2 separate regions of the Mus musculus genome follow, and region 1 is linked to region 2. The links are chromatin loops, found by intact Hi-C in ENCODE. Cell type or tissue: left cerebral cortex. All regions are shown on one strand. Links, peaks and the distances in the headings refer to the core of each region. The heading gives the core; the rest is flanking DNA.

Region 1 (11,810 bases), core at 1,475-9,474, 67 kb after region 2:
TGCAGGAGACCTGTAATCCCAGCATTTGGAGGATCAGGTTCAAGGTCATCCTTAACTGCATAGTGAGTACAAGGCCAGTGTGAGCTACATGAGACCTTGCTTCAAAAGCTCCAAAATGGGGCTAGGGCAGTCAGTATAAAGTGGATGCTGCCTAAGCATAAAGACCTGAGTTCCATCCCCAGCCCTCACTTAAAAGCGGGGCACAGAGCGCATGCCAGCACTCAGCACTCGCGAGGCAGAAGCAGGATCTCTGCGGCTTGCTGTTCAGGCTCCAGTGTCACCGAGAGACCTTTTCTTTTTTTTCTTTTTTTTTTTTTTTTTTGGTTTTTCGAGACAGGGTTTCTCTTTATAGCCCTGGCTGTCCTGGAACTCATTCTGTAGACCAGGCTGGCCTCGAACTCAGAAATCCGCCTGCCTCTGCCTCCCGAGTGCTGGGATTAAAGGCGTGGGCCACCACGCCCGGCTCAGACCTTTTCTTTAAAAAAAAAAAAAAAGTAAAAAAAAAGTGGTTCCTGGCAAGGCAGTGCATACCTTTAATCCTAGCACTTGAGAAGCAGAAGTATGTGGACTTCTGAGTTCCAGTCCTGTCTGGTCTATGCAGACAGTCTCAAGGAAATTTAGGAAGGCATTTGGACTTCAGCCTCTGGCCTCTACACATACTGTGCACACAGACAAAATCCAAATTAAATACATTTTAAAAAATAAAGTTGTTTTGTTTGCCTTTCTACAGTGAGATAAAGCTCAGCGTCGTAAGTGTTTAGCCCTGACCAATCCCCTTTCCCTGTCTGAGCCTCAGTTTCCTCCTAGGAATCTGTATTTGTAGGAAACCGAATGGACTGCAGAGATTCCCTGTGCTAAGTTTATTTAAATCTGTCAAGGATGGCTGGCTCAAAGTCAGAATGCATCTCATTCACTGCTATAGATAAAATCTCTTGTCCTAAATGAGAAGCAAGTTTGGTTCCCCAAAGACGAGGAGCACCATGTAAGATGGCAGCAGCCCCAGGAAACTGGGATGCAGTCAGTGAGGCTGAAGTGAGTGAAGGTGGTTGAAGGATTAAGACATCGTCCTGGAGGTGGCAGAAGGCCTCATAAGGCCGTGGGCTGAGGGGCTGGTAAGTTGTAGAGAATGACAGAAGCACCAGGGCAGAAGGTGACACAGAAGGTGTCGAGGGGGTAGGGGTGGGGGAGATTGACACAGAGCAGAAAAGGCCCTGGGGCTATTGAGATAGGGGGACAAAGTAGGACAGGCTGGAGTCAATCAGATCATCTGAGAGAGGCACAGGCAGGCTAGATCTTCGACTTCTGGGCCAGCCCTGTCTACAGAGTGAGTTCTAGGACAGCCTAGGCTACACAAAGAAAAAGAAACTTTGTCTCAAAACAAAAAGGCTGGAGAGATGGCTTAGCCATTTAGAGCACTGACTGCGCTTCCAGAGGTCCTTAGTTCAAATCCCAGGAACGATATGGTGGCTCACAACCATCTATAATAAAGGGATCCAATGCTCACTTCTGCTGTGTCTGAAGACAGCTGTTGTACTCACATAAAATAAATCTTAGAGGAAAAAAAAATCATACTGAACTGGGCGTGGGAAGCATGCCTTTTGGGAAGGCAGAAGCAGGCGGATCTATGAGTAAGAGGACAGCCAAGGATACACAGAGAAACACTATCGAGGAAAAACGGGAAAAAAAGGGGGACCATATTGGCTGGGCAAGATTTTCATAGGCCTTAAATCTCAGCACTTGGGAGACAAAAACAGGTTGATCTCCACGGCGAGTTCCAGGCCCAAGGCACAGTGAGAATCAGTCAAACAAAAGATCTACCAGATTGTAAGTGTTGGTCTGCAGCAGAGGGTAAAGGTGCTTGCCGCTAAGCCTGACGACTTGTGTTCAATTCCCTACACTCACATCGTGGGAGAAAGGACTCCTGTTCATTGCTTTGTGACCTCCATACGTGCAAGGCACACACGAATGCATGCTCACACTATACAAAGTAAGTGTTAGGCGTTGGAAGGAAACAGGTCAGATGTGCTCGCGTACCTTATGCGGAAGCTCCCACTGGAGGGCTCATACGGGAGTTTAAAGGATCTTATGTTTGGACCATAGACTGGTGGGACTGAAGGCAAAGGGAAGGTTCACGAATCCAGCAACTGACATCCATCCTCAGGGAAGGAGTAACTTTCTGCAGATTCAGGGAAATTTCCTGGAAGAGGTGGCGTCCGAATTGCCGGTGATTGACGTGTAGGAGTTGGTCAGACAAAGGACGCTGGGTGTTTCCCGCAGAGGACCTGGAGGCCACGAGGAGGCCACAGGTGTTCAGAACTTGGCGCCTTCCAGCACAGGGGTGGGAAGCTCACAGCGAATCATGGCTGGTTTCGGAATCACAGACTAGAATGCGCCCTCATCCACGTCTCAGGAATTGGGGTTTTCCCTATAACTTAACGCGCCCACGCTCCCCAGTTCCTCCAGAAAACATCCAAGACCGGGGTAGGGGGTATGGGGGAGAGGAATCCACAGAATGGTGATGATTGACATTCCTAAGAGCCAGTTGCTGCTGCCCAAAGCTCTGCCTGCTTCCTTATGGGCCAATGGCCCCTCTTCTTCTAGGCCTGTCGCTTAAACAGGGTGGCGTTAGAGCCGCGAACGTCACCTTTGGCTCAGCCAATATCAACGAGGGAGGAGGGGATTAGCTTAATGATAGACAAGTCAGTTTCTAGACGTCCGCTTAGCGCGGAGCCCGCCGGGAAGCTCCAGGGCGGAGCTGGCCAGAAAGGGGCGGGAAGATCTGGTGAATTTTACCCAATCGTCACACGTGCTGGGTGAGACAGACAGGCAGTTGTTCTCTTCCTAGCGGACAGGAGGGGGCGGGCCTTTAAACGCTAGGGGGGCGGGCACTTTATGTTTGATAGGCGTGTCTGTCATCCAATTGAAATATGAAGCTCTCAGATGGACGGCTTTACAGACCAATGAGAACTTATGGCGGGGTATCGGGGGCTGGGCTGAGGACCCTCTGGTAAAAGGCGGTCCCCGGTCGAGCCGGGGGGAGAAAAGAGAGAGGGGGGGGTCTCGGAGGCCGGAGGACTCGGGTGAAGATGGCGGCAGCCGAGGCCGCGAACTGCATCATGGAGGTGAGTAGCTGGGCTCTTTAGGCCCGGGGGCGGCGCGAGACGGGTGGCCCACGGCCTGAACTGTGGGGACGGGGCCTTTTGATGTGCCTGGCTTCGCGTTGGTCCGCATCGGGGGATGTGTTCGATCGTGACGGGAGAGATCTCGGCTTTCGGTGCTTTGGGACCCGCAGCCGAGCCGAGGACTGTCGCACGTGGTCGCGGGCCGGGGGCGCTTCCAGCCGGGCCGCACGTGGTCTCGCAGAGTAGCGTGGGGAGGGGGGTGTGCCGCCTCGAGGGGCCCCGTGGGCTCCACGTGCAGGACAAAGGCCCCGCCCCCAGCCCGATGACCTGGGCTGCACTCAAGGGGTCCAGGGGTTGCCACCCGCTCTCCCTGGCTCGGCTGTGGATGTCCATGCAGCCCGGGCTCTTTGCACCCGCGTGGGGCCTGAGAACATCAGTCCCCAGCCTCCCTTTCCCCAACTCTGTGTTAGCCTTGTGCAGCGGGGGGGGGGGGGGGGGGGGATGGGCATAGCCCTGTGACCTCTCTTTAAGGAGATGGTGGGGAATCTCATCCGAGGAGATCCGGATCCGTCGCCGGGCACCCCCTCGTGGTCACTATGGGCGTGTGAGAGGGGCGTCTTTTTTCATGGGGCGTGGCCCAAGCCCACCCCTTCATGGGAGGGCCCTCGGGTGGATGGATAGTCAGAGGTCAGTGGTGGGGGATAAAGGAGTTCGGATGGCCATGGGCCTTAACCTCCACAGAGCTCCATTTTTACCAACTTGAATGTGGCAAGGGACCCCTTTTTGAACATTTCCGCCTTTTTGCCTAATTTCCCCCCAAAACAGAATGAAATTCTAGCATCTGCCTTGCTTACCTGCTTATCGTTGATTGTTCGATCCTAAGCTGTATTCCTCAGTCTACTTTTTACTTAGTTTAATTAAACAAATGTGCCTGAGCCTGGCGGTGGTGGCGCACGCCTTTGATCCCAGCACTTGGGAGGCAGAGGCAGGCAGATTTCTGAGTTGAAGGACAGCCTGGTCTACAGAGTGAGTTCCAGGACAGCCAGGGCTACACAGAGAAACCCTGCCTCAAAAAAAAAAATGTGCTTGGCCTTGAACTCACCCTGTAGCTGAGTATGGCCTTGAACTTGCCATTTTCTTTTGACTTCTGAGTAGCTCATCATCAGGCTTGTAAGGCAGGTCCTAGACATGGGTTTCAAGCTCTCTTCAGTCATTTGTCAACCTTCTGGTGTCCGTCTGTACTATTGAAAAAGTGGGGCCCACGTGGGAATCTCACCTCCCAGGCTGTGGGGAGCTGAGAGCTTGGTTAGGTTGTGACGTTTCTCTGGAAGCCTTGGGTGGCAGTCATTGATGGTATTTAATTTGATGGGGCCCATACCTCTTCAAGTTCTCTGGAGGGGAAGGTCAGTTGCTGGGAAATCTGCCATAAATAGGGATCAGTTAGCCTACAGGGTCACTATGGTGACCCTGGGCCCTGGGACTTGTGGACAGAGAAAAGAAAAGGCTGTTCCAGTGTGGGAACCCAGGTGAGGTGGGGAATGGGCTGGACCCAGTTTTCCAAGGCATATATGATACCTCCTCAGAAAGGCAGGGAAACCAAAGAGGTCAGGTTGCCTCTGTGTGTTGGTGTGGGTGTGAGTTGGTGGTATGCCTGCTGCTTTGGTGGTGTGCTACGTCTCTCTAATGGAATCCTCTTAGGACAGGCGACAGCACCCTTCCCTTCCTACCCCTCCCTCCAGTTTATTCATGGCACTTCAGCCTGGCATGTGTGTCAGGAAATGTCACCTAATCTCTTGGGGGGGGATTAGGTAGTGAAGGGGAGCAACAGCTGGGCAGTGCCCATGTGCCCTGGCAAGTATTGGGTCTTGTGGCCTAGATGGGGTAGGTGTGTATGGCCAGTCATTGGACCAAAGAAGGACAACAGGGGGCAGGCCACCATCTCTTCAGCCAACAGCTGGGACAGGAGACCTTCCCTTCCCTCCTTCCTATCCTTCTCTACCCGATCACAGCCTCCCTCATTGCTTGTCCCTGCTCACACACACACTCCCTTCCTTGCCCAGGCAAAGCCAACCTACAAACCACTCACCGCCCCAAAGGCCTTCCCCAATCACCCCGTAGCTAATCCTTTTTCCCTGTTACTCTCTCCTAGAATTTTGTAGCCACCTTGGCTAATGGGATGAGCCTCCAGCCGCCTCTTGAAGAAGTAAATATCCTTTTGTGAGACCCCCACCCAGCCCACTTCCACATAAGCTTACTTGCTATACATCTGGCTCCCCAAGAGGTCTAACCGTCCTCTTGCTTCCAACCAGTTTCCTCTGCTGTGCCCCCTAACCCCTTAGGACAGAGCCCTTCCTGGCCCCAGCTGGCTTCCCCAGAACCATGGCTGCTTCCTTAACTCCATCTCCAGCCCTCCTCCCCTGCCCTTCCATGTGTCTGCCCTGGCTCTGCCCTCTCTCCCTCCCTCCCCAGCTGTGGGCTGAGCTAGAGACAGGCCATAGAGCCTGGAGAGATGGTAGGCGAGGCGGCTGCTCCCTGGATGGTGCTCTGGGTGGGTCCTGGAAGTGGAAACATGACCTGGGGAAGAAAGATGCTGGAGGGGGCTGGAGGGTTGTCCTGGTATGATGAGGGGCTTTTTGCAGGTTGAGGAGACTCTGGGGAACCCACCTTTGACCCTTTGCCACTCCCCCTCTTCTAGGTTTCCTGTGGCCAAGCAGAAAGTAGTGAGAAGCCCAACGCTGAGGACATGACATCCAAAGACTACTACTTTGACTCCTATGCCCACTTTGGCATCCACGAGGTGAGTAGAGACTGACCCTACAGCCAGTATGGACTGAAGGACCACAAGACCAGACAGGGCTCTGAGTGTCTCAGCACGTTCACTGCTCCCTTTCTGCCCCTGGTCCACTTTTGAAGACTGAATTCTTCCATCTCTCCAGAAGCCAGTGCAAGTGCTTCCTGCCCCAGTGTACCACAGACCTAGGGATGAGGTCCGGCCCTGTCTGTCTCTGGCGCCCTCTAGTGACTGGCAGTGGGGCTGCGTCCATGGCTCATGCTGCACTACAACCCTTTTTGATAAAGGAGACAGGACTTGGTGCAAATCAAATGACATTCTAAAGAATCCTCGTCTTTTTTCCATGGGGCTTTAAAAACAACAACAACAAAAAAACTACTAGAGGCTGGGATTGGGGCAAAGTGGCGGAGTAGTTGCTTAGCACGTGCTGGATAGTGGCCTCCATCCCCAGCATCATAAATGGGGAAAAAATTGGAAAATTTGCATAAAATAATTGAGCTTTTGGAGGCCTAGGGACGTACCCCAGTTATTAAAGGGCTTGCCATGCAAGCATGGGTTTCAGGTTTTTTTTTTTTTTTTTTTTTGGTTTTTCGAGACAGGGTTTCTCTTTATAGCTCTGGCTGTCCTGGAGCTCACTTTGTAGACCAGGCTGGCCTTGAACTCAGAAATCCACCTACCTCTGCCTCCCGAGTGCTGGGATTAAAGGCATGCGCCACCACGCCCGGTTGGGTTTCAGGGTTTAATCCCCAAAACCCACTTAGAACTGGCAGTGGCGGGCTGGTGAGATGGCTCAGTGGGTAAGAGCACCTGACTGCTCTTCCGAAGGTCCGGAGTTCAAATCCCAGCAACCACATGGTGGCTCACAACCATCTGTAACAAGATCTGACGCCCTCTTCTGGAGTGTCTGAAGACAGCTACAGTGTACTTACATATAATAAATAAATAAATAATTAAAAAAAAAAAAAAAAAAAAAAAAAGAACTGGCAGTGGCTCAATGGGTAAAGGTACTTGCCACACAAGCAGAAAGGAGTGCTTGCCATACAAGAGATCCCTGGATGGAGGATGGACAGTGTCTTCTGACTTCCATGTTCCTGCTGCGTGCATGATAACTTCCAGAACACCGAGCGTGGTGGTGTATGCTTGTATAGCTCAGCTCTGAGTAGGCAGAAGCAGGTTGATCACTGGGCTCATTAGCCTAACCTAATGGTCCAGCTACCCAGGTCTCAGACACCATGTCAGAAAACAAGGTGGCTGGAATCTGAGAGGTGATGTCAAGGGTCAATCGACCTCCTTGCTACTCGGCTGTCTGCTTACTCCATTTTAATTTGTGTGAGCCTGCCAGGCCAGTACCAAGGTTCATTTTGGTGATCTAAGGGCTGGCCTTGTACCCAGGACCTTCCTGTTTCAGCGTCCTGATTCACCCCTGGCTCGGGCAAGGACGGCACTGATAAAACCTGGCCAGTGTAGGTGTTCACTGCAAAAGAAGCGCCCGGAAGGGAAAGGGGTCCTCTGAGCCTTGCTCACCGTCAGTGTGGTGGTGGCATGCGTGCCTTGTGTGTCCCCTCACTCTGGTCCTCTGTCTCTGGTTCCCTGTCCAGGAGATGCTGAAGGATGAGGTGCGCACCCTCACATACCGCAACTCCATGTTTCACAATCGGCATCTCTTCAAAGACAAGGTGGTGCTGGATGTGGGCTCAGGCACTGGCATCCTCTGCATGTTTGCTGCCAAGGCGGGGGCCCGCAAGGTTATTGGGGTAAGTCCTACTGCAGTGGGCGGGCTGGTTAGGAGCTGGAGAGGGCATGGACTGGACTCTGTCTCACCCTCCTTCTTCCTGCCTTAGATTGAGTGTTCCAGTATCTCCGATTATGCTGTGAAGATTGTCAAAGCCAACAAGTTAGACCATGGTGAGCAGGAGGGGGGGTCTGGAGGAACAGGCACCTTCTTGGACGCCTCAGTGAAGAGTTAAGAGACCACAGTGGACAACTGGTGGCTCCTTCACGTTCGGGAACGCTGAGTCTGGATGTCAGGACGTTGGGCCTCGAACTTTAGGGTTTTGCATGGGGATCTTTGGTGACTGTGCTCAAGATTAGAGCTTCCCTTGTGCGAGGGTTTCCCATCCCTCAGTTGTCACATCCAGGGCCTGTCAAGAATTCTCCCCAGCAGCCCCCACTCTGGCATGACTGGCATTACCTTCCTGAGAACCCCACAACTGCTGCCCGTGCACCCACCGCACGGCTGGGTGTGCAGCTGGAAGCTTGCTTACCACAGGCCTGCCGCTCTACAGTTCCCACACAAAGGTTGTGCACTTGGTCCCACCACAGGCTTTGTCCTGTGCTTATGTGTACACATTGAAGGCCTTTAGTCTGCCTGAGGTGTCATTTCAAACCAAACTAGGTTTTTGGGGGTTTTCTTGGTTTTGGTTTTTCGAGACAGGGGTTTCTCTGTACAGCCCTGGCTGTCCTGGAACTCACTTTGTAGACCAGGCTGGCCTTGAACTCAGAAATCCGCCTGCCTCTGCCTCCCGAGTGCTTGGATTAAACAAACTAGTTTTCCATGCAGTTAAACTCTTGTTTTCCTCTCAAGAGTAGGCCTCGCTGTGTAGCTTTGGCTGTCCTAGAACCCACCATGTAGCCAGGCTGGCCTTGAACTCAGAGATCCTCCTGCTTGTGCCTCCCAAGTGCTGGGATTAAAGGTGTGTACCTGGTTATACTTAGCATTATAAAAGATGGAGCAGGTCTAAACTGAAGGCCCTGGAGGTCTTGTGTCCCATCATCCCATCCCTGGGAGCCTGAGGGCCAGGACAGGCTACAAAAAAAGGAAAACCTGTGAGAAGACAGTTGAGAGTAGATGAGCACTGGTGCCACAGTCTCCAAGGGCAGAGGCAGGCATGGGAAGGTGCGGCCTGGCACCCATCCGGGCGATAGTGCTTTCTTTAGTAGGAGTTTTTGTACTGCCCCAACAAGAGATGATCTGCAACTGAAGCAACAGGCCTGTGAGCTAGCACACGCTTGTTTGGAGCCTTGGCCCTCCCGCCAAGCCAGTTGGACAGCTTTCTTTGTATTTGAAACAGGGTTTTTGTTTGTTTTGGTTTTTGTTTTCTTTTTGATTTATTTGTTTATTTTATCTGTGTAAGTGAGCTGTGTCTATCCTCAGAAACACCAGAACAAGGCATCAGATCCCATTATAGATGGTTGTGACCCACTGGGTGTTTGCTGAGAATTGAACTCAGGACCTCTGGAAGAGCAGTCAGTGCTCTTAACCACTGAGCCATCTCTCCAGCCCAAGACAGGGTTTCTTATTGTAGCCCAAGTAGGCTTTGAACTTCAGTCCTTGAGTGTCAGCCTCCTAAGTAGCTGGAGTGACAGGCCTGTGCCACCAGGCCTGGCTGGCTATGATAGTTTTGTTTTATTTTGTTTCATTGAAATGCTTTCTATTTTTATTGGGTGGGGCACATGTAGAGGTCAGAGGATAGATCTCATTCTACCCTGGGGGTGAGATTCAGGTCATCCCACTTGGTTGCAAGCATCCTAACCTACTGGCCTCGTTTTACAGTTGTGTCTACACCATTATTACTTACTGCTTCACTTACTGAATAGAAAAATGTATTTCACCTGAGCACTGCTAGGGGAGGAAACAAACCCAGACCTGGAGAATGTTAAACTTGGGCTCGCAGCAGAGCTACTCCTAGACCCGCAGACAGAACCTGAAACTGTTGCTGTGCTACCCTTGTGCTTTAGGACGGACCTGGTGTTTTAACCTTTTATCCCCAGTGCTGGGGGACAGAGGCAGGCAGATCTCTGGGTTTGTGGCCAGCCTGGTCTACATAGCAAGTTCCAGGACTACATAGTGAGACAGTTTGAAAAGAGAGACAGGGTGCCTGCCCTTGGACCAGAGTCCTCTGTGGGTGTCTGGAACCATCTGGGCCAGCCCTCCCCGTGACTGGCATGCCATTCCTGTGGGTGCAGTGGTGACCATCATCAAGGGCAAGGTGGAGGAGGTGGAGCTGCCCGTGGAGAAGGTGGACATCATCATCAGCGAGTGGATGGGTTACTGCCTCTTCTACGAGTCCATGCTCAACACCGTGCTGCACGCTCGGGACAAGTGGCTGGTGAGCCATACGCCTTGGATGGGCGCCCCAGGCTAAGGAGTTAGAGCAGCAAATAGGGTGCCACCAAGTGTTTCTGTGGATGAGGCCTTCCCAGGGAGAAGGGACCAAAGGAATGGCAGAGGAACTGACTTGAAGAAGGCCAGTGCAGAGTCCTTACGCCAGGAGAGCGCGTACTGGGGGGAAGGGGAAGGGATCAGGAGGATACTGTACAAAATGGAGGTGTCTCCTTCTGGGGTGTTTCCATGCTCCTAGGAATTATGGAACTGCCAGGGCTCTGGGTGCACTGTGGCTGTTGAGTAGGGACCAGACTAAAGGATGAGGCCTGGGTGGCTAAGGGGTCTCTGGAAAGTGATGGTGGGCTGGACAATTGGACCACTCAGCTAGGTCCTTGCTTTTACCCAACTCCCTTCAGGCACCCGATGGCCTCATCTTCCCAGACCGGGCCACCTTGTATGTGACAGCCATTGAGGACCGACAATATAAAGACTACAAGATCCACTGTGAGCTGGGGTTGTAGTGGGTGGTGAGGGCAGGATGGGTGGCGAGGGCAGGGCCTGGATTCCACAGCTCATCTGACCCTGTCTGTACCCAGGGTGGGAGAACGTGTATGGCTTTGATATGTCCTGCATTAAAGACGTGGCCATCAAGGAGCCCCTGGTGGACGTGGTGGACCCAAAGCAGCTGGTCACCAATGCCTGCCTCATAAAGGTAACTGGGCAGCAATAGCAGGGGTCCCAGTCCCTGACCAGTCCATTAGAACTGTAGGGAGAGCAGTTGGGCCACACATCAGAGTTTTCAGGGCCATGCCCTGTGCTGAGAGATGGCTTCAATTCCCAGCAACCACATGGTGGCTCACAAGCATCTGTAATGGGATCTGGTGCCCTCTTCTGGTGTGTGTGAAGACAGCTACAGTGTACTCATACATGAAATAAATATGTTTTTTTTTTTTTAAAAGGAAAAATGTTTTGAGGGCCAGCCCAGGATACATGAGACCCCGTTTCAGAAGGCGGGGGGGCTGTTTTACTGTGATGGGAAGGGGCCTAACAGGCAGCAGTTCTCGTGCAGGGTGGGCTCTGAGCACTGACTGGGCTCACCCATTTGGCAGGAGGTGGACATCTACACAGTCAAGGTGGAGGACCTGACCTTCACCTCCCCCTTCTGCCTGCAAGTGAAGAGGAACGACTACGTGCACGCGCTGGTGGCTTACTTCAACATCGAGTTCACCCGATGCCACAAGAGGACCGGCTTCTCCACCAGTGAGCGCTGTGTGGGGCTGGGCGGGGGCCGAGATCATCAGTGAGGTTTCTGTGTGATGAGCAGCGTCGGGCATGCCTGAGGCTTATCACAGCCATAGAGCTACTCGGGAACAGGGCAGAAAGCTCTAAAGTTGAAGAAAGTTAGTGGTAACCCTCAAAAAGGAAGAGTTGAAATGGGGCCATAGAGAGCCTTGAGTCACTCTGGGAGGGTGGGGCATGGCCCAGTGGTCGGGTGCCTATGGTATTCTGGTTCTGGGTTCTACCACTAGTCCTGTTAAGAACAAGGGGGAGTGCTGGACACTGAAGAACTGTTCCACCAGGCTCTGCTGTCAGTCATTGAGTGACTGAGTCTGATCCCTGTGTAACTCAGGAAACACAGGCAAGATGCAGGATCACTAGCCCTCAAAGCCTTGCTGGTGGTGACCTTGTGGGGGGTGCAATGGCAGGTTTAGCATGGCGACACCCAGGCAAAGTCTGGAACTGACCATGCCCACCTTTCAGGTCCTGAGTCCCCGTACACACACTGGAAGCA
Region 2 (11,185 bases), core at 1-8,000:
CATCCCCTTGAGTCCTCAGACGCCTCAATCTCCACCCTTGCCCCCAGGCCTTCCCACCTATGAGCAGGCTTTAGCAGCCTCCGGGGTGCACGACGCACCTCCGCCCCCTTACTCCAGGTATGAGGCGGGGCTTCTGCCTGGGTGGTGCCAGAGGGAGGGGGGGGGAGAGGCAACGCGTGGGAGGGGCGTGTCCCCAAGGGCAGGGCTTGGTGCTTAGGAAAACCTACATAGGGCGGAGCTTGCAGGGGAGGGCGGACCCTACGCAATTGTCTATAGGGGCGTGGATCAGCCTTGCAAGAGTGCAGCTTTTGAGGAAGGTGGGGCTTGTGCCTACAGGATTGAGGATTGGCTGAGGCACCAAGGGCGGGTCGGTGTAGGCTCGGTGGAGGGGGCGGCTGGGATGTTTGACTCTGCACTCCCAACCCCCATCCCCGATAGCCTCAGAAGGCCTCACTGAAGACCTGCTTGCAGCGCGGGCTCCCTGAACTGTGCCCCTGATTCATAGCGGATTCCGGAAGTCGCCAGCTTCTTCGACGACTGGGCTTCAGTGTGTCCGTGGGGGAGTCAGGGTCGTCGGACCCGAGGTCTACCATGACACACGTGTTTCCGCCGGGCACGCATACACGCACGTCCCTGACCATCCTGTTGCCGAGTTGGTGCCCCCGGCCCTCCAGTGACCCCCCCCCACACTTCGTCTGAGCAGTGGCCCTGCCTCAGAATGGGCAGACCTTTTAGGAAACTCGGATCAGACGTGACTCGGCTGTCACTCCACTGGTGCCGCGGGGCACGTACGCGCAGGGAACCAGGCCCTTGCACACGCCTGACTTCGTGTATTTCCCCAGTCGGGCACATGGGCGGTTTGTAATCCAGTATAAAGGTGGGGGGCGCATTTGCAATGTGCTGTAAGCGGGGTGTCACGCTTGTGTTGCACCCGGGTAAATGGAGTTGATCTGAGCTGCCCTCTGCTTAAAAACCCTTTGGGAAAGGAAGGGGGGATGGAAGAAATAAAAAATTGAAACAATGAGAAAAAAATAAAAATGCAAAAGAACTGAGCCCCCTTTCTGGGCGCATTTGCGCGCGGTGGAACTGAATCTCTGTGTACAGGCGCTGTGCCCTACACCCCCAGGCTCCGCTGGTGCGCTCGCGCTCACTCGCTTACCCCCCCCCCCCGCCTCCCAGGCTCCGCTAGTGCTCGCTCGCGCTCTCTCTCTCTCTTTTTTTTTTTTTTTTACATTTGCACGGGATTGTGGGAGGAAGCGGAGCGCAGCCAGACACCCCGCCGCCCGCCCCCCTTCCCCTCCCCCCTCCCCCTGCCGCCTTGTGCAAAGATGGCTGCACCGTGAGCGCAGAGGAGGAGGAGGTGGCGGCGGCGGAGGCGAAAGAGCGAGCACCCAGCGCCCGCACCCACTCCGGGGCCGTCCGGGACGCCCCCTCCGGAGCGCGCGTCCCCTTCTCTCTTGCAAGCGCCGGGGCAAAGGCGGAGACAGCGGGGTCCCTCCTCCCCCCTTTCCCTCCTCCAGGGGGAACCCCCCCTCCTTGGCTCAGCGGCTGCACCCCTCCTTTGCCCGCCCCTCCGTCCCTGCCCCCTCCCTCCCCCGCCCGGGGCCTTCCCGGGCCTTCGGTGGCCGCAAAGAAAAAAAAAGAGAAAGGGAGGAAAAAAAGCAGCGGAGGGAGCGGCGGCGGAGGAGAGCGCGCGCGCTCCCCCTCCTTTCCCCCTCCCTCCCCCTCCCCCCAATTTCCACCGCGGCCAATTCATGGACAGGAACTACCCCAGCGCCGGCTTCGGGGACCCGCTCGGCGCCGGGGCGGGATGGAGTTACGAGAGGTCAGCGAAAGCTAGGTAAGGAGCTGAGGGGGACCTAGAGAAATGGGCCAAGAGGTGGGGGGATTCCTGCCTGGCCTGGGCCTGGGGCCCGCTCGGCAACGCGTGCATCGCCAACTCCCCCTCCGATTTTTGCAAGGGAGCGGCCTTCTTTGGGTTTGTAACAACGCCGCCGCCCCAGTTTGCAAATTGCAAACTCCGCCAAAGCCAGCTCCTGCTTGCAAAAGAGAGAAACGAAGCAGGCAAGGCGCAAAAACAAATTCGAACCGGGAAGGCCTTGGGAAGATGGGAAGGGTTGGCGAAGCAAGGCCTGGACTTGCCCCCCATCTTTGGATTCCCGGCGTGCTGACCCCTCCCCCCGGGCGCCCCTGGCTCTGCAACTGCAAAGGTGGGAGGAAAAGAGAATCAGCTCGCAGACCTGGGGGGCTGCACCCCCTCCCAGGTCCTATTGTTCCGGGGCTGCAGGAGGCCGGGCCACTCGGTCCCTCCCCCCTCCAAGAAATTCCCCGCGCAGAGTGGGCAAGGGGCCCCGCCCCCTTCTTAAACTAGAATTCTGTGTGTTTGGGGGGGTCCTGAGATTAGGGACACGCCCCCTTCTGCTCCCCACCTTGCTCAAAGCTGTGAATCCTGGTTGATGGCGCGCTGTTTGCCCTCTGGTGCAAGGCCACGGATTTGGGCCCTTTCTGGAACAGAGTCGTGTCTCTTCCCCGTTTGTGTTTGTGTGTGTGAGCGTGGGCCCTGTGCACGCGTGGCTAGCCGCGTGTTCACCCGTGAACCTGCCTCTTGTAGTTTAATCTGTGTCCTCACTCTTCACCTGCCCTTCACCCTCCTCCCCCTCCACACTTAGCTTTCCCCAGCGTGTATAAATTTTTAGAGTGGGACTTCACACTCGGGACCTTTTCTTTTGCACGGGTGAATTGAACTCCTGTTTGTACACGCATCTGGCTTCACTTAGGCCGGTGCATTTGAACCTCAGCCCCTAGGGATGCAACGAATTCGTGTCAGGACTTGTACCTGGGACTTTCCCTGTGTCCTGTCCCCTCCCCACCTTCTCCCCTTGCCATTTGGGACACAAGCTACCTCCTGCTCCTGGCCTGGCTGGATTCCTTTCCTAATTCAGGGTCCGTGTCGTTTCAGCGGGTCTTGGGTTGTCCGTGCGTCCTTGCAGTGTTGGACCTTTCGTTCTGTTGTGGCATGGGAGGACTTCAAGGGAGGACCACACCTTTCACGTTGACTATTTGCTTCCCCTGACTTTCTCCGTCCCCAGTGTGTCCTCGCATGCCCGTGTTTGCAAACGTGGGACTCTTAAGTGCTCCAGAATGACATTTTTTAACCCCCTCCCCCGCCATGGGATGACTGGATTCCCTAGTGTTATCTCTGGGTTCTTTGGAGTAACACCTCCATTCAGTTGAGAAGCCCCTCCTAGCCCCCTTCCCAGAGGATAGCTTGAGAGAATACTCTGACATCTCTCTCTTGCTCCCAGCTTGGTCTACGGCAGCTCCCGGACTTCCCACCCAGAAACCGACATCTTGCATCGCCAGGCCTATGCGGCCCCCCACCCACTACAAAGCTATGCCACCAACCACCACCCTGCAGGTATGGGCTCCCATCCTGGAGGGCTGGGGCAAGTCTGCCCTTTAAGATATCTGATTGGTTGCTGAAAGTTCCGCCCCTGCTAATTGGCCTTGCTCTGGGTCCTGGACCTCTTTTTGCCACTTCTCCTCTGATTGGTTGCCTCTGAGGCCTTATCTCACGCCGGATTTGTCAGGCCCGTCATGGCTCCGCCCCTCTGCCTCCTATTGGCTGTTACCCATCAGGGCCCCCCCCCCCAAATCCCACCTTCTCTTCCAGGCTTTTCCTTTCCCTCCAGCCCACCCCTAGTCTTTTCTTTCCCCGTGGGATTCTCTTGGCTGGTCGTCTCCTTTTTCTTTCCTATTGACTCCAGTTATTTAGCCCTCCCCCTTTTGCTTAGAGTAACCTCATCCCCCACCTTGTCCTTGCTGCCCACACCTCTGAATTTTAAATCGGTGCAGTCTGCCCAGGCTGCCCTTGTTGTCCCCTTCCCTGTTTTCTGACTCTTGCCCTTTTTTTTCCCCTTCCTCTTTTGAATTTTCTTTGGTACTTCTGAGGTGCTGGAAATCCCACCCTGAGCCTTCTATAGCCTCATAGCCTCACACCCCCCCCCCCCCCGCCCATTCCTTTCTTTCTTTATTTTAATAAGTGCGATAGGCTCTCTTGGAGTTACTCAGATTGTCTCTGAAGGTCTGATCCTCCTGCCTCAGCCTCCTGAAAACTGCGTTGACGGGCACTGCGTCCATTTGCTTGCCTTTGGCTCCTCCCTCCAGTCCTCCTCTGAACTGAACCTGGTTTAGTGCTTTTCCCATCCGTCTGTCTCACCCCAGCCACTACCCTCTTCTTGGCTGATTCGTTCACTTATCCATTGTCAGGCCTCTCTGGACTTTTTGACACTGGCCTCCACCACGCGGGCTCAGCAGGGCCCGACGCCTCCGTCATGAACCTCATCTCGGCCCTGGAGTCTCGGGGCCCCCAGCCTGGCCCTTCCGCCTCCTCTCTCCTTTCCCAGTTCCGAAGCCCTTCCTGGCAGACAGGTAAGTGCTATTTCCAGCGGGCTGGAGAAGGGCTGTCTCGTGGTCCGCTCTGACCAATGGTCTTCTTCATCCCTAGCCATGCACACACCGGGCCCCACGGAACTCTTCATCTCTGGTGCCCTCCCAGGTTCCAGCACCTTCCCGTCTTCCTCTGCCCTGTCTGCCTACCAGCACCCGGCTTCCTTCGGCAGCCGCCCCTTCCCAGTGCCCTCATCCCTCAGCCTCCAGGATCCACCCTTCAGTCCTCCTGCTAATGGGCTCTTGTCCCCTCATGATGTGCTCCACTTGAAGCCTTCCCAGGCACCTACAGTGCCCTCGTCATTGGGTTTCGAGCGCCTGGCAGGGGGTGGTGTCTTGGGGCCTGCTGGCCTCGGCCCTGCTCAGACTCCCCCTTACCGTCCTGGTCCCCCAGATCCACCTCCACCTCCCCGCCACCTCCCGACTCAGTTCAATCTGCTGGCTTCCTCTTCTGCTGCCACTGCTGCCGAGCCCTCGTCCCCCCAGCTCTACAACTTCTCGGGTGCTGCCCCCGGTCCACCGCCGGAGCGGGCCCTGCCCCGACAGGACACGGTCATCAAACACTATCAGCGGCCGGCCAGTGCCCAGCCCCCACCGCCCCCACCACCAGCCCATTCCCTGCAGCACTATCTGAGCTGCGGAGGCAGCTATCCCTCAATGGGCCACCGGGCCAGCTTGGCTTGCAGCCCTTTGGGAGGTGGGGAACCTTCTCCGGGTGCTGGAGAACCTAGCAAGGGTGGGCCTAGTGGAGCCACAGCTGGAGCAGCTGGCCGGGCTACAGGCCCGGAGACTGCTGGGGGAGGTGCGGCTGGGGGTGGGGGAGGGTACCGCCCCATCATCCAGTCCCCCGGTTACAAGACGAGTAAGGGAGGTTATGGACCAGCCACGGGGGGTGCCACCAGGCCACCGCCACCTCGATCCACCGCCACACCCAAGTGTCAGAGCCTGGGTGGACCTGCAGCTGCTTATGCCGCTGGGAAAGCCTCTGGGGCTGGTGGGGCTGGGAGCCAGGCATATTCCCCTGGCCAGCCCCAAGGGCTTCTGGGCCCTCAAGCCTACGGGCAAGGATTTGGAGGGGGTCAAGCACAGGACTTGAGCAAAGGCCCTAGCTATTCTGGGGGTCCTCCGCAGCCCCCTAGCGGTCCCCCGCCTCCTGGCCTGGCTACCTGTCAGAGTTACTCTCCAGACCAGCTTCAGGGTCAGCTCTATGGGGTACAGAGTGAGCCTTACCCAGGGCCAGCTGCCCATTCACAGGGGCTGCCCACAGCCAGCCCTTCCCTCAGCTACAGTACTGGTCACTCCCCTGCTCTCTCAGGCCACGGAGGCGGCTGGGGACCCAGCTCTCTGGGAGGTGGTGGGGAGGCTAGCCCATCTCATATTATCCGACCCCTCCAGTCACCGCCTGCTACTGGCCGCCCTCCAGGCGTTGGCTCTCCAGGAGCCCCTGGCAAATACTTAAGTTCGGTCTTAGCCTCAGCTCCGTTCCTGGCGCCCCCTGGAGCTAGCAGCTATGCAGCTGGAGCAGGCGGCTACAAGGGAAAAGGTGATGGCTCAGAGCTGCTTGCCGGCCCTGGTGGTTCTGCCGCCGAGCGCACGGAAGACGAAGAGTTTCTCATTCAGCACCTGCTCCAGGCACCTAGCCCACCTCGGACCTCAGGGGCAGACGGCTTGGTGGGTGAGGATGGTCCTGCCGATGCCGCTAAGGGACTCGGTGGCAGTGGTGGAGCTGGAGGAGCGCCAGGCACACCATATGAATTAGCCAAGGAAGATCCCCAGAGGTACCACCTGCAGAGCGTCATCCGGACTAGTGCCAGTCTGGATGAGGGTGCCACGGCCGCCCTGGAGTTGGGCCTGGGGAGGATGAAGGACAAGAAGAAGGGGCCAGAACGGGGTGGCGAAACTCCCGAGGGACTAGCCACCTCAGTCGTTCACTATGGAGCCGGTGCCAAGGAGCTGGGAGCCTTCTTGCAGAAGAGCCCACCTCCCCCACCACCCTCGGCCCAGGCAACCCAGCCAGCGCCCCATGGCCTCCTCTTGGAGGCTGGAGGTCCTGACCTTCCCATGGTGCTGCCTCCACCTCCTCCCCAGCTCCTCCCTTCTGTGCTCAGCCATGCCCCCAGCCCCTCACCTAGCGCCCCCAAAGTCGGCGTCCACCTCCTTGAGCCAGCCACCCGGGATGGGGCGCCCCAGCCGCCGCCCCCACCCCCACCACCTATGCCTCTGCAGCTTGAAGCCCACCTCCGCGGCCACGGCCTGGAGCCCACAGCCCCAAGCCCTCGCTTACGACCCGAGGAGAGTCTGGAGCCTCCTGGAGCCATGCAAGAACTGCTCGGGGCTCTGGAACCATTGCCGTCAGGGCCTGGGGACCCTGGTGTGGGACCACCTAACTCGGAGGGCAAAGATCCTGCAGGCGCCTACAGAAGCCCCAGCCCTCAAGGGACCAAGGCACCGCGGTTTGTACCCCTCACGTCTATCTGCTTCCCCGACTCATTGCTTCAGGACGAGGAGCGCAGCTTTTTTCCCACCATGGAGGAGATGTTTGGTGGAGGGGCAGCCGATGACTATGGCAAGGCCGGACAGACCGAAGATGATGGAGACCCCAAGACTGGTGCTGGTCCACCCCCTGGTCCCACTGCTTATGATCCCTATGGACCCTACTGTGGAGGCCGGGCATCAGGAACTGGACCAGAGACTCCAGGCCTGGGTCTGGATCACAACAAACCTCCTGAGCTTCCCTCCACAGTCAATGCAGAGCCACTGGGCCTGATCCAGAGCGGGCCACACCAGTCAGCACCGCCGCCGCCGCCGCCACCACCGCCACCACCACCTGTCTCTGAGCCCAAGGGTGGCCTCACCTCGCCCATCTTCTGTTCAACCAAGCCAAAGAAGCTGCTGAAGACATCCTCATTTCACCTGCTGCGGCGCCGAGACCCCCCCTTCCAGACGCCCAAGAAGCTGTATGCACAGGAATATGAGTTCGAGGCTGATGAGGACAAAGCCGATGTGCCCGCAGATATCCGCCTAAACCCAAGGCGCCTGCCCGATCTGGTGTCTAGTTGTCGCTCCAGACCAGCCCTCTCACCACTGGGAGATATAGACTTTTGCCCACCCAACCCTGGTCCTGACGGCCCGCGTCGCCGTGGCCGCAAGCCCACCAAGGCAAAGCGCGATGGCCCTCCCCGACCCAGGGGGAGGCCCAGGATTCGTCCACTGGAGGGCCCTGCCATGGCGGGGCCAGCCTCCATAACCACTGATGGGGCCAAGAAACCTCGGGGCCGGGGCAGGGGCAGAGGCAGGAAGGCTGAGGAAATGGGAGGTACCCGGTTGGAGCCCCTGAAGCCACTTAAGGTGAGGGGGACTGGGTGTGGGAGGGGTTGGGATGGACTCTGTGAGACTGGAGGTGTCAGATGCCCTAGGCATCAAGAGTTGTGGTTGTCTCATTAAAAAGCACCAGAGTCACCTAGAATTCCGGTGTTTCCATGAGATAAAATGTTGTGATGTTCATGTGCAGACAGGGTGGCAGGACTCAAGTTCTAAAGTCTTGTGCATGGAGGGATGGACTGGCATTCAGAGCCTGTGGGCCTGAGTACTGGGGAAGATCTGTGTCTGGGAGGGACTGTTGGCCTGGCCTCCTGTCTCAAGTAGTCAGTTGGGCTGAAATCTGAGACTCCACAAATTTGTTGCAGGAATTTGGAGGTGGTCTAAAGTGAGGTGGGGGGGGAGGGGTGCAGCACTCCGGGGTGGATCCCTGGAGGGTGGGCCCCTGGACCGTGACACTTTGCTATCCCCGTGTCTAGATCAAGCTGTCTGTGCCCAAAGCTGGTGAGGGTCTGGGAGCACCTTCCAATGATGTCATCTCGGGTGTAGACCACAACAGCCTGGACTCCAACCTGACCCGGGAGAAGATCGAGGCCAAGATCAAGGAGGTAGAGGAGAAACAGCCGGAGATGAAGTCAGGGTTCATGGCGTCCTTCCTTGACTTTCTCAAGTCAGGCAAGCGGCACCCACCACTCTACCAAGCTGGCCTGACGCCACCGCTAAGCCCCCCTAAGAGTGTGCCAGCCTCTGTGCCCACCCGAGGCCTGCAGCCCCCACCACCCACCGTGCCCACTGTGCCGCACCCGGCACCCTCTGGTCCTTTTGGCCTGGGAGGCGCATTAGAGGCGGCGGAGAGCGAAGGGTTGGGCCTCGGCTGCCCTTCCCCCTGCAAGCGGCTGGACGAAGAGCTGAAGCGCAACCTCGAGACGCTGCCCTCCTTCTCCTCGGATGAAGAAGACTCTGTGGCCAAGAACAGAGACCTGCAGGAGAGCATTTCCTCCGCCATCTCGGCCCTGGACGACCCACCCCTCACAGGCCCTAAGGACACGTCCACACCGGAGGAGCCGCCTTTAGACACTGGACCTACAGCCTCCGGTCCACCCCCTCTCCCAAGCCTGCCCAGCAGCAACAGCAGTGGCACGCCGGGTGAGTTCTCAGAAGGTGATCTGGGTGAGGCTTGTTGGAGTCAGCAGATAAAGTTGTTCAGGTTACACACTATTTCAAGTTTGTTTTCTGGTGTGTAGAAGAGCACACCTGACAAAGGTGATTTCCTGATTGCCTGATTGACAGAAAAACAAACTTTTTTTTTTTTTTTGGTTTTTCGAGACAGGGTTTCTCTGTATAGCCCTGGCTGTCCTGGAACTCACTTTGTAGACCAGGCTGGCCTCGAACTCAGAAATCCACCTGCCTCTGCCTCCCAAGTGCTGGGATTAAAGGCGTGCACCACCACGCCCGGCCCAAAAACAAACTTTTATTCTTGTTTTTTCTCTGTGTTTCCCTGGCAGCCCTGAAACTCACTTTGTAGATCAGGCTGGCCTTGAACTTCTAGATCTACCTGCCTCCCAAGTCCTGGGTCTAAAATGTGTATCACCATTGCCTAGAGGAATATCTTTTAATGAGCTCAGAGGTTCAGCAGGGAATCGCTGATACTGGGCCCTCCAGGATGCTGGGTAGAGAATAGGATATAAGTGAAGGAGTAACAAATGAAAATTTTTTTTGTTGTTTTTTTTGGGGGGAGGTTCAAGACAGGGTTTCTCTGTTTAGCCCTGGCTGTCCTGGAACTCACTTTATAGACCAGGCTGGCCTCGAACTCAGAAATCTGCCTGGCTCTGCCTCCCAAGTGCTGGGATTAAAGGCGTGCGCCACCACGCCCGGCTCCTCCTGGTGTTTTCTTTTTGCTTTTTTCTTTCTTTTTTTCTTCCTTTTCTTTTCTTTTCTTTTCTTTTCTCTTTTTTGGTTTTTCGAGACAGGGTTTCTCTGTGTAGCCCTGTCTGTCCAGGAACTCACTCGGTAGACCAGGCTGGCCTCGAACTCAGAATTCTGCCTGCCTCTGCCTCTCAAGTGCTATGATTAAAGCCGTGCACCACCAGTGCCTGGCCTGGCGTTTTCTTAATGAGTGAAAATCCTGGGTTCTATTACTAGTAAACGTAATTGGGGTACTGGAGAGATGGCTCAGTGGATAAGAGTGCTTACCACTCTTGTAGAGGACCCAGGTTCAGTTCCCAGCACCCACATCCAAATGCCTGTTCCAGGGGATCTGGTACCCTCTCCTGCCTCTGTAGGCCCCTGCACATTCATGGTATACAGACATGCACACGTAATTCGGCAAATGTCTGTGGCATTAGAAAATCAAATGACTGATGGAGGAGACAAGGGAAGGCTTGTAAGGCGGTGGATTTTGTAGGAGGGAATGCAAGCTTGGGAGTCAGGGAAGAGAGCTTCCGAGTTAGGAGTTGTTGGACAAGAGCTGCAAAGACTTGGGGAGACGGCTTAGGACTGACAACGGCATGAGGGCAATGAGATAGATCTTAAGAGTTCCTTGTAGGGGCTGGAGATATGGCTCCGTGGTTAAGAGCACTGACTGCTTTTCCTGAGGTTCTGAGTTCAACTCCCAGCAACCACAAGATGGCTCACAAGCATCTATAATGGGATCCGACGCCCTCTTCTGGTGTGTCTGAAGACAGCTACAGTGTACTCACATAAATAAAAATTAAAAAAACAAACAAACAAACAAGGAGTTCCTTGTTGCTGGAGCTACGGTGGTGGTCTCACAGAAGGACCTAGAACTGGACCAAGAAGTGGGACCTCTACAGGAGAGTCATGACAGTCTTTGCTGTCTACCCTTAGTAAGGACGTGTGGCTATGTGGATGTGCTGTGGGCTAAGTTGCCATTAGGGACATAGGATTTGTAAGGTTAGTGAAGCCGGGCATAGTGACACAGAACTGTCATTCTAACTAGCTCTTAGATAGAGGTAGGAAAATCTGGTTGAAGGCCAGCCTGGACTACATGGTCAATGAATGGTAATAGAGCTGATGACTCTATCTTCTTCTGTTTCTCTCTCTCTCTCTCTCTCTCTCAGAGCCCCCACTGCTGGAGGAGAAGCCCCCACCCACTCCGCCTCCTGCCCCAACACCTCAGCCGGCTCCACCTCCACCCCCACCCCCACCACCAGTTCCAGCCTTGCCCTCACCTACCCCACTGGTGACTCCTGTGGCTAGCTCACCTCCTCCACCACCGCCACCACCACCGCCTCCACCAGCACTGCCCTCACCACCTCCACCGCCCCCGCCAGCACCCACAACGGTCCCACCAGTTGCCCCTCCAGAGGAGCCTCCTGCCCCATCCCCAGAGGACCCTGAACCTCCAGACGCTCGGCCTTTGCACCTGGCCAAGAAGCAAGAGACGGCAGCGGTGTGT

The links. A loop is a pair of places that touch in the nucleus more often than their neighbours do. Peaks named below come from ENCODE experiments on the same cell type or tissue, not always from the same donor. Only the 100,000 strongest peaks of a DNase experiment are listed, where the experiment ranks them.
Region 1: it touches region 2 in a loop (2.2-fold over the local background); 12 of 42 quality-filtered maps call a loop at or near these places.

What each region holds. Positions count from the first base shown.
Region 1 is chr7:44,977,595-44,989,404 of GRCm38, reverse strand. It overlaps Prmt1 (protein arginine N-methyltransferase 1), which reads left to right and starts at 2,985. Exons shown (of 10, transcript NM_001252476.1): 1 at 2,985-3,122; 2 at 5,818-5,919; 3 at 7,512-7,667; 4 at 7,755-7,818; 5 at 9,880-10,022; 6 at 10,435-10,522; 7 at 10,615-10,730; 8 at 11,128-11,278; 9 at 11,780-11,810. The coding sequence starts at 3,087. Gm15545 (predicted gene 15545) reads right to left here and starts at 2,505. Exons shown (of 2, transcript NR_045266.1): 1 at 2,035-2,505. In left cerebral cortex, for the core only: CTCF peaks have their summits at 3,715 (motif pointing left) and 6,142 (motif pointing left); DNase peaks (open chromatin) are centred at 2,708, 3,338, 3,710, 6,141 and 1 more place; H3K4me3 peaks cover 2,171 bases; H3K27ac peaks cover 2,117 bases.
Region 2 is chr7:45,043,451-45,054,635 of GRCm38, reverse strand. It overlaps Prr12 (proline rich 12), which reads left to right and starts at 1,302. Exons shown (of 14, transcript NM_175022.3): 1 at 1,302-1,840; 2 at 3,306-3,418; 3 at 4,270-4,431; 4 at 4,508-7,797; 5 at 8,247-8,913; 6 at 10,848-11,185. The coding sequence starts at 1,755. It overlaps Prrg2 (proline-rich Gla (G-carboxyglutamic acid) polypeptide 2), which reads left to right. Exons shown (of 7, transcript NM_022999.1): 6 at 1-117; 7 at 439-1,032. The coding sequence ends at 457. In left cerebral cortex, for the core only: no CTCF peak of the experiment used is centred there; DNase peaks (open chromatin) are centred at 1,250, 1,997, 2,608, 3,527 and 2 more places; H3K4me3 peaks cover 3,217 bases; H3K27ac peaks cover 2,423 bases.